3 separate regions of the Homo sapiens genome follow, and regions 1 and 3 are each linked to region 2. Evidence: chromatin contacts called from ENCODE Hi-C or POLR2A ChIA-PET data. All regions are on one chromosome and are shown on one strand. The core of a region is the stretch at or near the end of the contact, and the rest is flanking DNA. Distances in the headings are between cores, read along the strand shown.

The links. Hi-C counts contacts between places; a loop is a spot of excess contacts on that map. ChIA-PET counts read pairs that join two places held with the same protein, here RNA polymerase II (POLR2A). Pooled maps may share reads with other maps.
Region 1: a loop to region 2 is called in a pooled map, with 2.1 times the contacts of the local background. The contact joins two enhancer-like sites. A Hi-C loop is called at or near these places in 1 of 50 pooled maps. POLR2A ChIA-PET finds 5 or more read pairs at or near these places in 4 of 52 experiments (HEK293, WTC11, activated T-cell and 1 more).
Region 3: a pooled map shows a loop between it and region 2 (2.2-fold over the local background). The contact joins two enhancer-like sites. A Hi-C loop is called at or near these places in 2 of 50 pooled maps. POLR2A ChIA-PET finds 5 or more read pairs at or near these places in 4 of 52 experiments (HCT116, HEK293, HEK293T and 1 more).

What each region holds. Positions count from the first base shown.
Region 1 is chr10:22,741,081-22,744,608 of GRCh38, reverse strand. No RefSeq gene overlaps it. Among named protein-coding and RNA genes, the nearest start is that of PIP4K2A, 28 kb to the right of the region's middle. Within about 2 kb of position 1,713, at least 2 of the 41 ENCODE cell types and tissues checked have a DNase peak (open chromatin) inside an H3K27ac peak, as active enhancers do.
Region 2 is chr10:22,571,916-22,575,419 of GRCh38, reverse strand. It overlaps PIP4K2A (phosphatidylinositol-5-phosphate 4-kinase type 2 alpha), which reads left to right. Exons shown (of 10, transcript NM_005028.5): 5 at 1,963-2,109. Among named protein-coding and RNA genes, the nearest start is that of LINC03027, 140 kb to the right of the region's middle. Within about 2 kb of position 1,544, at least 3 of the 41 ENCODE cell types and tissues checked have a DNase peak (open chromatin) inside an H3K27ac peak, as active enhancers do.
Region 3 is chr10:22,764,597-22,767,849 of GRCh38, reverse strand. No RefSeq gene overlaps it. Among named protein-coding and RNA genes, the nearest start is that of PIP4K2A, 52 kb to the right of the region's middle. Within about 2 kb of position 1,494, at least 3 of the 41 ENCODE cell types and tissues checked have a DNase peak (open chromatin) inside an H3K27ac peak, as active enhancers do.

The DNA.
Region 1 (3,528 bases), core at 464-2,963, 170 kb before region 2:
ATTCATTTCAACTTTGGTGAATCTGACAATTATGTGTCTTGGAGTTGCTCTTCTCGAGGAGTATCTTTGTGGCGTTCTCTGTATTTCCTGAATTTGAATGTTGGCCTGCCTTGCTAGATTGGGGAAGTTCTCCTGGATAATATCCTGCAGAGTGTTTTCCAGCTTGGTTCCATTCCATGGCCACACACTAAGCCTCTTAAGGTCTACATTCAGAACTGACAGACTGAATATCACTTCTCCTGCATTCTATTGGCTAAAGTAAGTCACAAAGTCAGCCCAAATGTAAAAGATCATGAAAAAGATTCTCCTGATGGCAAGAGTCACAGAGTCACCTTGTAAAAGGACGGAAAGAGTCAGGACAAGTTTCACAATCAATCTACCACATTATCTTTCAGATATTGGCTCAGGATAAGATACCTCAGAGAAGCCTCTCACAAGCTACTTGCCTAGACTACATTGCCCCATTATGCCCATTATGGACTCACTCTGTGAACCACTTCTTCATGGCCCTTGGTGCAGTTGGAATGTCATGTGTGTTTCTGTGATTATTTGCTTAAGCTCAAATCCTCCCTTCCATACACCTCTTCCCCCAAGACTTAGAGGTCAACTAAAGGCCAATGTCCCCTTTTCCAGCACCTGGCACAGAGTAAGTAGTAATCCACGAATATTTGTTAAAGAATGATTTCACTTCCCATTGTGTTATTTTGAGAATATACTTTCTGTTCCCTGATACAATGCTTTAATTAAGAAAGTAAAAAAAGAAGACCTTTTGCTTTTTGGGATGAGGCAGCGAGAGGATATTGAGTCCTGTGCACAGCAGAAACCCCAAGGGATAAAGTGATGATCATTGCCTCTTTGGGACCTGTGGCAAGGAAAAAACTGCATGGGTTGGCCACTGGGGGCTGGAAAGTAGCTTTAGGACTTAAAATACAGAGACTCGTGTGGGGTCTTCTCAGGAATTGAGACCCATGAAAGCAAAATTAAAAAAAAAATCATCAGGTTATTAGAAAAAAATAATGCGTTTCATTGTAGATTTGTTGAGTTTGAGGAACATTCATGAATCTAACACTTGGAAAAGAGCTGGAGATTTGACAAGGAGGTCTTAGTTCTCACATTGCTATAAAGAAATACCTGAGACTGGGTAATGTATAAAAAAAAGAGACTTAATTAGTTCACAGTTCCTCAGGCTGTATAGGAAGCATGGTGGCATCTGCTTGGCTTCTGGGGAGGCTTCAGGAAACTTCCAATCATGGGAGAAGGCAAAGGGGTAGTTGGCATGTCTTGTGGCTGGAGCAGGAGAAAGCTGGGTGGTGGGAGCTGCTACACACTACACAACTAGATGTCATGAGAACTCACTGACTATACAGTACCAAGGGGGGATAGTGCCAAACCATTCATGAGAACTCTGACCCCATGATCCAATCACTTTTCACCAGGTCCTACTTCCAACATTAGGGATTACAATTCAACATGAGATTTGGGTGGGGACACAGATCTAAACCCTATGAAACATGTAGAGTTGGGAGTTCACCGAGTATATGCTTAAGAGCAATCTCAACCATAGAAGTAGATGAGAGTGGGCAGAGTAAGAAGAGAAGGCTAAAGATGGAAGCTGAAAGAGAATCACATTTAAGAGGCAAGAGGAACAAGTAGGGCAAGGGGCAGTGAGGACTACCCAGAGGAATGAAAGCAGAAGTAAGAAAGAGCCAGTCTTAGAATTAGAGGAGGGAAGAGTTTCAAGAAGGAGGAAGTAACCCCCAACACCAAACATAGCTAACAGGTCAAAAGATAAGACACAAGAAACACTCAATTCAAAATGACATATGCTGTGAGTGTTATGAATTACTTTTCCTCAAAGGATTATTTGTAATGATGTGTGTATGTCTTAAAATTCTTAAAGTTAATATGGCATAAGTTTCAGGAAGGCAATTTATAAGGCTAAAAATCCAGACACAGTGTCCATTTTGTATTTGAATTTCTACTTTGAATGATTTTTAAGCCCCATTCAGATTCTTGTCCTCTTCCCACAATGCTATTTGGCCTCTCATTTCTATGCATATGTGGAATTGGTTATTTTGGTAATTTTTATTGCCACTCATATCAGTAAAGAATACCAGTATAGGTTAAGTCTAATTTATTCCCGTATTCTACTTAACTAAAATGAAACGTTAACCCCAATTTTTTTAAAGGCTAGAATAGCTAATTAAGCAAATGGGACATGCAAGATCCCTATTACCAACTGAAAATGTTGCTGCCAAACCTGGAACAAATTCATTCATTTGCTAAATAAATGTTGATTATTGAGCTGATCAACTAAAACATGTTTAGAATTACCTCTGGCTTCTGTCTTTCAGAGAATTATACATAAAAGCATTCAAAAGGGAGGAAAAATTAAGCAAGAAAATACTCTATGTACCAAATGTTAAGGATGCCTTTCTCTTCCTCTGTAGTTTTTTTTTTTTTTTTTGGTTTTGTTTTGTTTTGTTTTGTTTTGAGATGGAGTCTTGCTCTGTTGCCCAGGCTGGAGTGCAGTGGCACAATCCCGGCTCACTGTAACCTCCACCTCCTGGGCTCAAGAGATTGTCCAGCCTCAGCCTCCCAAGTAGCTGAGATTACAGGCGTGTGCCACCATGCCTAGCTAATTTTTTTGTATTTTTAGTAGAGATGGGGTTTCACCATGTTGGTCAGGCTGGTCTCAACCTCCTGACCTCAAATGATCCACCAACCTCAGCCTCCCAAAGTGCTGGAATTACAGGCATGAGTCACCGCACCCGACCCCTTTGTAGTTTTCTAATGTTGAGCTAATCATGAGCACAATTGTTTGCCAGTTTCTCTCTTCTTAGTCTTTTAAACAACTATTTTATTAAAAGGATTTCAGATCCGTCATTTCATTTTATTATATTTTTAATTAGAAATGAACTGTAACAAAATAGGAAATGCAGTGAACTAGTCTGACTTCTGCCTATAACCAGGTAGATATAGGTAATTTTTTTCTATAATTTTTATTAATTGAGACTCTAGCTAAAGGTTTGATAGTTCTATTTTGATATATACCCTTTTTTTTTTTTACCATAGGTGTATTCCTTAAAAGAGAATCTGTAAATTTACTGCTGAATGAAACTTAGAGATGTTTTTCTCCAGACCGTCTATGCACAGATGAACAAATGAGCCTTCTGCAGATTAAATAATTTACCTAAAATTACAAAGGTTTAGAGACAAAACTAAGACAAGACCCCAACTCTACAACCTCATGCTCTCCCCTACGAGTAAATACATGAGTGTATTTACAGTAACATGTAAATGAAATTTATTAAATTTAGTGTTATTTTAATCTAATAGGATAATCCATTCCTAAGAAGAATCAATTTCTAAACAAAGAAAGCTTTTTGTAATATTAACAATCTTTGTATGTCACTTTGAGATACTGATTGAGTTGTTTATTTGTTTTACTGAAGCACATCAGAAAAAGATTATATACTATTTGTATTTCACAAAGTCTCTTTGGAGGAAATTCAATATTTATATTCA
Region 2 (3,504 bases), core at 295-2,794:
AATGGCGGGATTCTGTAAAGGTAGTTCGTGATGGGAGCTCAGTGAGGGGTTGAGCAGCAAAACCAAAATCGGTGTGTCCCCTGGGGCAGGGACTGTGTCTTGTGGGCCTCAAAAATAACTGCCTCGGAGCAGACCCCACTCAGTACATGTCTGTATGTCAGTTGGGAGCACAAAACAGGTGTAACATTAAAATTTCTTAACAGAGTTTTGAATGAAAATAATCATTATCATCTTCAGTATAGTATAGTACACAGCACCGTGTGAAGTATTTTGACATACTCTTACCTGTAACCCTCAAAACAACCTTCAAGGTAGGAATTAGGCTCTTTTTCTGGAAAATGAAGCTAAACTGTGGAGTGATTTGGTAACTTGCCCAAGATCTCACAGCTCGTAAATGGAGGCGCCAGGACACACACACACACCTTTCTGGCTCGCAAACCTACGTTCTCTCTACTGCACGTGGAGACTAGACTTCCTCAGTCTCCATGTTTGAAGGCCCATCCAACCACCTTTCTACAGAGGCCAAGAACCCCTTTTCATTTCTCTAGATCAGATGTGAGAAATTTTCTTTTCACCCAGTGGCTATTTACTGCCTGTTTTGCATTAGCAAAACTCAATTTATTATATTTTGAAAGGAAATAGAAAATGTTTCACTCATCTAATTTCAAATAACAAGGTGAAACTCTACTCAGGAATTACATGAGATTAAAATTTATAGCTCAGTTATTGTCAATAAGAAAAAAGAAAGGGAAGAGGCATCTTTAAAACTTGCCAAAACTCTAGATGGCAAAAATCAGAATCAAGTACCAATGCTGTTTATCTTTAATGATCAAAACCAAAGACTTTTTCATTCTTAAGGTGGTTAAATATTATCAGAATTGATTATTAACAGTATTTACAACTAAGAAGTTTGAAAGGACATTTTAATTACTTTTGTATTTTTTATAAAATGCTCATTGTAAAAAAAAAAAAAAACAGAAAATGAAAAATTCAAGCAGTATAGTAGAAAAGGATCAGAATTCCCTCCAATTGCATCATTAGCATCTCTGAATATGCCCAACATGTATGGTGTTTACAGTAATGGAATCTCACCATTTATGCTGTTTATTATCCTGGAGATTGCACACGTGTCAGTGGACATAGAGCTTTTTTGAAATATTACTTCCCCATGATTTTAAAGGAAGGAAAACCTAAGCTTCCTTTGGGAAGTGCAGAGGGACCCGTTTTATGAAAATCTGCTCTCAGGGAGAAGTGGCTCCATCTTGTGGCCCTCTGGAGTTTGGTCATGAAAAACAGCCAAGGTCGTGTTGTGTTTTTTTTGCAACTCTCCTCGGAAATGGTGTCAACCCTGGGCTTGTCCAGTTAACTTGGTGGAAACCAGCAGGGACAAGGCAGTCCCCATCTGCCGGCAGAGCAGGAGCGAGGGTGCTATGGTCACAGGGGTTGCCCCCTTCTCCCCTGCTCTCTTGAGAAGCTTAGCTCTGCCCTCCCAGCTTCTAACACTGGGCTCCCCACAATTTCCTCTTTCATCTCGACTTCAACACTGTTAGAGAAGCTATTTTAGCAGCCAGGTTGCTCTGCCTCAGCCTTGTAGTCAGGGCTTTGGGGGTAGAAGACAGAGGCGCTAGGTGGAGTGTAATATCCCTTAAAAGGAATTTGAGAAAGATAGTCACATGTCCTCTTGCCTTACACGATCATATCCAAGGTTTGACCATACAAATTCCATTTGGAATGTTGGAAAAAAATCTGTTTGGAGATAAAATTGAATTTTCTTTTCTGTGTAGAGATGGTGAACACAGATGTGATTGGTAAGCAGTACAAATGTGGTCATTTTCTGTAAATAAGACCCTAATGGCTGGAGGTTTTCACTTTGTATGAACACCATAGGCGTATGTATTTTACATCTAAGGAAGCAATCTTTTGATTGGATGTTTTTTTCCTTTTTCTTTCTCTCCTATGCAGTACATAGTGGAATGTCATGGGATCACCCTTCTTCCCCAGTTCTTGGGCATGTACCGGCTTAATGTTGATGGAGTTGAAATATATGTGATAGTTACAAGAAATGTATTCAGCCACCGTTTGTCTGTGTATAGGAAATACGACTTAAAGGTGAGACTGATTTTATGAATTTTTGTAAAGTAACTCAAGCTTACTCTTCTACATTGTAAATGTTGTCATTGATCATCAGAAATGCTTAGGAGCCGCTCAGCACTTAAAGCTACCAGACAAGTAGCAGTGTATTCCTTCCTGTGAGGCAATAAGTGCTTGCTGGCCTCACCAAAAAACACTGGCACATGTTAGAGATATCACATCTACTTAAATATTCAGCCAACTGCATACCAGGCACTGTTCTAGATGCTGGAAGTGATGGGATGAACAAACCAAACCTGCACTCGGGGAGCTGACATTCTGGTGGGTAAAGACAGGCAGTAAGTAAAAGTGATAAGTTAGTCATAGAGCATACCCAGAAGTGGTAAGTGCTATAGACAGAATTAAAGAGGGGGAGGGTTTTAAATAGTCCTGTCAGGGAAGGTTCCCCTGAGAAAGATGACATTGGAGCAGACTTGAAGGAGATGAGGAAATGAGCTGAGGAAGAATATTGCTGGCAGAGGGAACTGTAAGTACAGAGACCATTTCAAAGGCTTGGAGATAAAGGGGGGCCCCTGGAAATTCTGAGAGTGGAGTGACATAATCTGGCTTCTGGTATCACCAATTCAGGGGAGAATGTTCAAGTTAGGGGTTGGAAAACTATGACTTTCCTGAATTCCAAATCCTACTTGAGGGACTTTTTTTTCTTTTCTTTTCTTTTTTTTTTGAGAAAGAGTCTTCCTCTGTTGCTCAGTCTGGAGCGCAGTGGCTCAATCTTGGCTCATGGCAACCTCTGCCCCACTGGCTCAAGCAGTCCTCCCACGTAGCTGGGACCACAGGCACGCACCACCATGCTCAGCTAATTTTTTGTATTTTTTGGTGGAGACAGGATTTCACCATGTTGCCCAGGCTGATCTTGAACTCCTGAGCTCAAGCAATCCACCCACCTTGGCCTTCCAAAGTGCTGGGATTATAGGCATGAACCACCGCGGCTGGCTGGGCCAATTTTATAAATACATTTTTATTGGAATACCACGATGCCCCTTGTTTCTGTATTGTCTGTTACTGCTTTTGCACTGTAATGGCAGAGTTTGGTAGTTACCGCAGAGACCATTTGGGACCACAAAGCCTAAAACGTTTACCCACTGACTGTTTGCAGAAAAGTTTGCCAAACTCTGGTCTCTGACATTTGGTTCTCAAGTTTTTTGGTCTCAACGCTTTCACGCTCTTACAAGAGGACACTCGAAAGCTTTTGCAGATGTGAGTTGTGTCTGTGGATATTTACAGTATTAAAAATTAATATAAGAAATATTAGAATATGTAGTTTCTTTAAAAATGAGAAAAACATTACATGTTAACATTTTTATGAAAAATAACTATTTTCCAAAAGCAAAAACATGAATGAGACAAGTAGCA
Region 3 (3,253 bases), core at 245-2,744, 190 kb before region 2:
CAAATTCCCCATCAACTTGGGTCACCAAAAGGAAGATGGCCAGGTACCTGATAGAATCTGATTTTACAGTATTTTGCCTCTGCTACAGTAGAAACGCCTTCCTTACTCAAAGGACACATTAATTAATAATAGGTAACATTTACTGACTGCTTCCAATGTGCCTGGCACATCTGCTAAGCACTTTACATGCTATCTTCTTTATCTTCACAATAACTCTACAGGGAAGTACTGTGATGATTCTCATTTTACGAATGGCTAAGTTGAGGCTTAGAAAAGTTGGATAATGTGGTTACAGTTAGGAGAAGAAAAAGCTCAATATTAAACCCAGGCAATGGGACTGGAGCCAACACTCTTGACTACCTGGCTCTAAAGTTACAACTCAGTTATGGAGACAGAACAGAAGCCTACAAATATTTAACAACACTTTAACTTTTCTCCCATCTGTTTGCAAATAAAAATAATATTTAGCAATACAATTAGCATATCCTTTATGCCAAATAAATGGAATGAACCACTACTTCTATGGAACACAGGAAAAGGATGCTTTCGGCACAGCAGAGCCTAGGATGCAGGACCTAGGGAGGACTGGCTCTTCAAACAGCAGATTTTATTGGTATTTCCACCATTGGCCTCCGCTGAGAAACAGTATTAAAAACATCTTTGGAAGATTAAAAAGGAAGTAATTTTTTTCAAACACTTCAAGTTGTGATCTACTTGCAAAGCCAGCTATATCAACAAGCGATTGATCCCTGGAAATATATGCAAAGGAGCCCCCTAGTTTGTCTCTGATCCCCTTCCTTCCTACCTCCTAGAGGGACAGGTTCTTTGATTTTAAGGCAACTTCCACTGAGGCCAGGAGTTAGCTGCCTGGGCTGTCAGTTTCTAGCAAAGGGCAGCCCAGAATAAATTTGACTCTTTATGTATCCTAATCTGGAACAGAAAGAGGCAAAGTTCTCCCTGTCTCCTCCCAACTTCACACGCACTTAAAATTGGCATTCCCCCTCTGCAGTTTTTGGCAGACCTTTCAGGAAATATTAAGTTAGACTGAAAATTCAGAGGTCCTCGTAACTGTCTGGGCTACTTTAAAATCTGGCATGTTATGAACACAACCTAAAAGTTGTTAAACATTGTTTCTATTTATTTTAGCAAGATAGCGGCTACCTAGAATCAGAATTGAGAACAATAATAAGCTTTCAAAAAATAATATATTTTTACAGGAGCTAAAATGTCTTACTTGATAGATATATTTAATAGCTACAAAACACCTCGCTCCACACTCATATTGACTTCAAAGAAGGGTCGAAATATTAAAATATGTTATTGCCTCTTTCTTGGCCTCCCACACAGAATGTAGGACTTGACTACAGCACTGTTGGCCAAGACAAAAGACTTCTGTACCACCTAACATAGCAACTGCAATGGTCTAGGCTGCAAATATGTTCTTCCTCTTTGGGTGCCCATTTAGCCTGTCTTCAGAGGTCAGATTTGGAACAAAAGAAAAGGAAGTGAGAGAACAATTTCATCTTCAGATGTAGCAAACAGTGTGTAACCGAAATGGGAATTTCAGGGGAGGTCTCATGTTTGACACAATATAGCGCCTTTTTCTTTTTTGGCCCTCAGTTACCTTCATGCAAATGTACTAAGATGTCAGAATTGCAGATATTTTACATGTTAGGAGAATTCTCTCATACCTAAATTCCCATGCAAATTGTACAATTCTCCTTAATCTCATTATTGATGGTACTCTTTCCAAACCGCTAAAGTGTGACAAAATGTGTACCTTACTGAAACAATATGTAAGCATTTCATGGATGAGTCCCAAAAACTGATGAACTATTTTCAGACATGGTATTTATGAGACTACCAAAAACTCATTAGTCTTGTCATTTCTTTTGTAAGTTGAAAAGTAAGCACATGTTATTTATATCATTGCTCTAGAGACACTGGTAATTTTGGTCTGGAAGACATTTGCATTTAAGATACACCATGCGACTGGCATCAGTTTATTTTTTAACGTTATGTTTATACACTAATCTATTACTAGCAATGGAAATATGCAAATATATCATGTGTTTTCTCTTTTTTTTTTTTTTTTTTTTTTTTTTGAGACAGAATCTTAATCTGTTGCCCAGGCTGGAGTGCAGTGGCTCCATCTCTGCTCACTGCAACCTCCGCCTCCCAGGCTCAAGCGATTCTCCTGCCTCAGCCTCCCAAGTAGCTGGGATTATAGGCACACACCACCACACTCGGCTAATTTTTGTAGTTTTAGTAGAGATGGGATTTCACCGTGTTGGCCAGGCTGGTCTCAAACACCTGACCTCACGTGATCTGCCCACCTTGGCCTCCCACAGTGGTGGACTTACAGGTGTGAGCCACTGCGCCCAGCCTCCTTTCTTCATTTGATAAATATATTTGGAGAATCTTATGCTTTGAAGTGAGAGCAGCACATCTAAGTGGACATTTATAATACTTCAGTCTCTCCACTAAACTAGACCAGAAGGAAAACAGAACCTCAGAACAAAAATTACCCTGAATTCTTTCTCTTCTGTAAACAGTCTTGGACTTCCCTTTCCATGTGGAATAGATGGAGAACTTGTTAGAGCTGACATATACTGTACATGCCAAAGAGACAAAAAGATCCCTGTGCATCAATGACCCCTGGATGTGAGAACATCAATGCCTAGTATAAAGTGATGGCCTGTTTCCTAGCAGTTAACTTCAAATGAAGACACCCTCACAATATGTGTGTGTGCATGTGTGTTACATGTACACAGCTTGTCATTTAGGGGAACTATATAATGCAGGCTTCCTTCTCCATAGGACTACCACCAATTTCATGTCACATTTCAGAAGATTTTGCCTGAGATGAAGTTTTAAAGTTCCCTGAAGACCTGTGGGTCTTAACCACTGATGAGAGTGCAGCCATCTTCAACAGTCTTGGGTGAATTAGATAGTGTTTGGCAGAATTGTCAGATTCCTCCCATCTTGGAAGCCTGAGTTTCTGTTCCTGGCACTCTAGTTGTTTTGCTTGATTCTTGATCCTCACATCCGGCTCCTCCCTCCTGGATCATTGACTGAACCCTTTCTCAGGCTTATTTGTCTGTGTTATTATTTTGATTTACTCTGTAGGTCATAACTGGGAATAACACAGCGAGTCATAAATGCCAAAACTTAATTAAACAAAGGACCCTAGGTCCTTTCCTTTCCCTGCCTATCACATCCAATTTATCACCATGTCCTCTCAATTCTACCT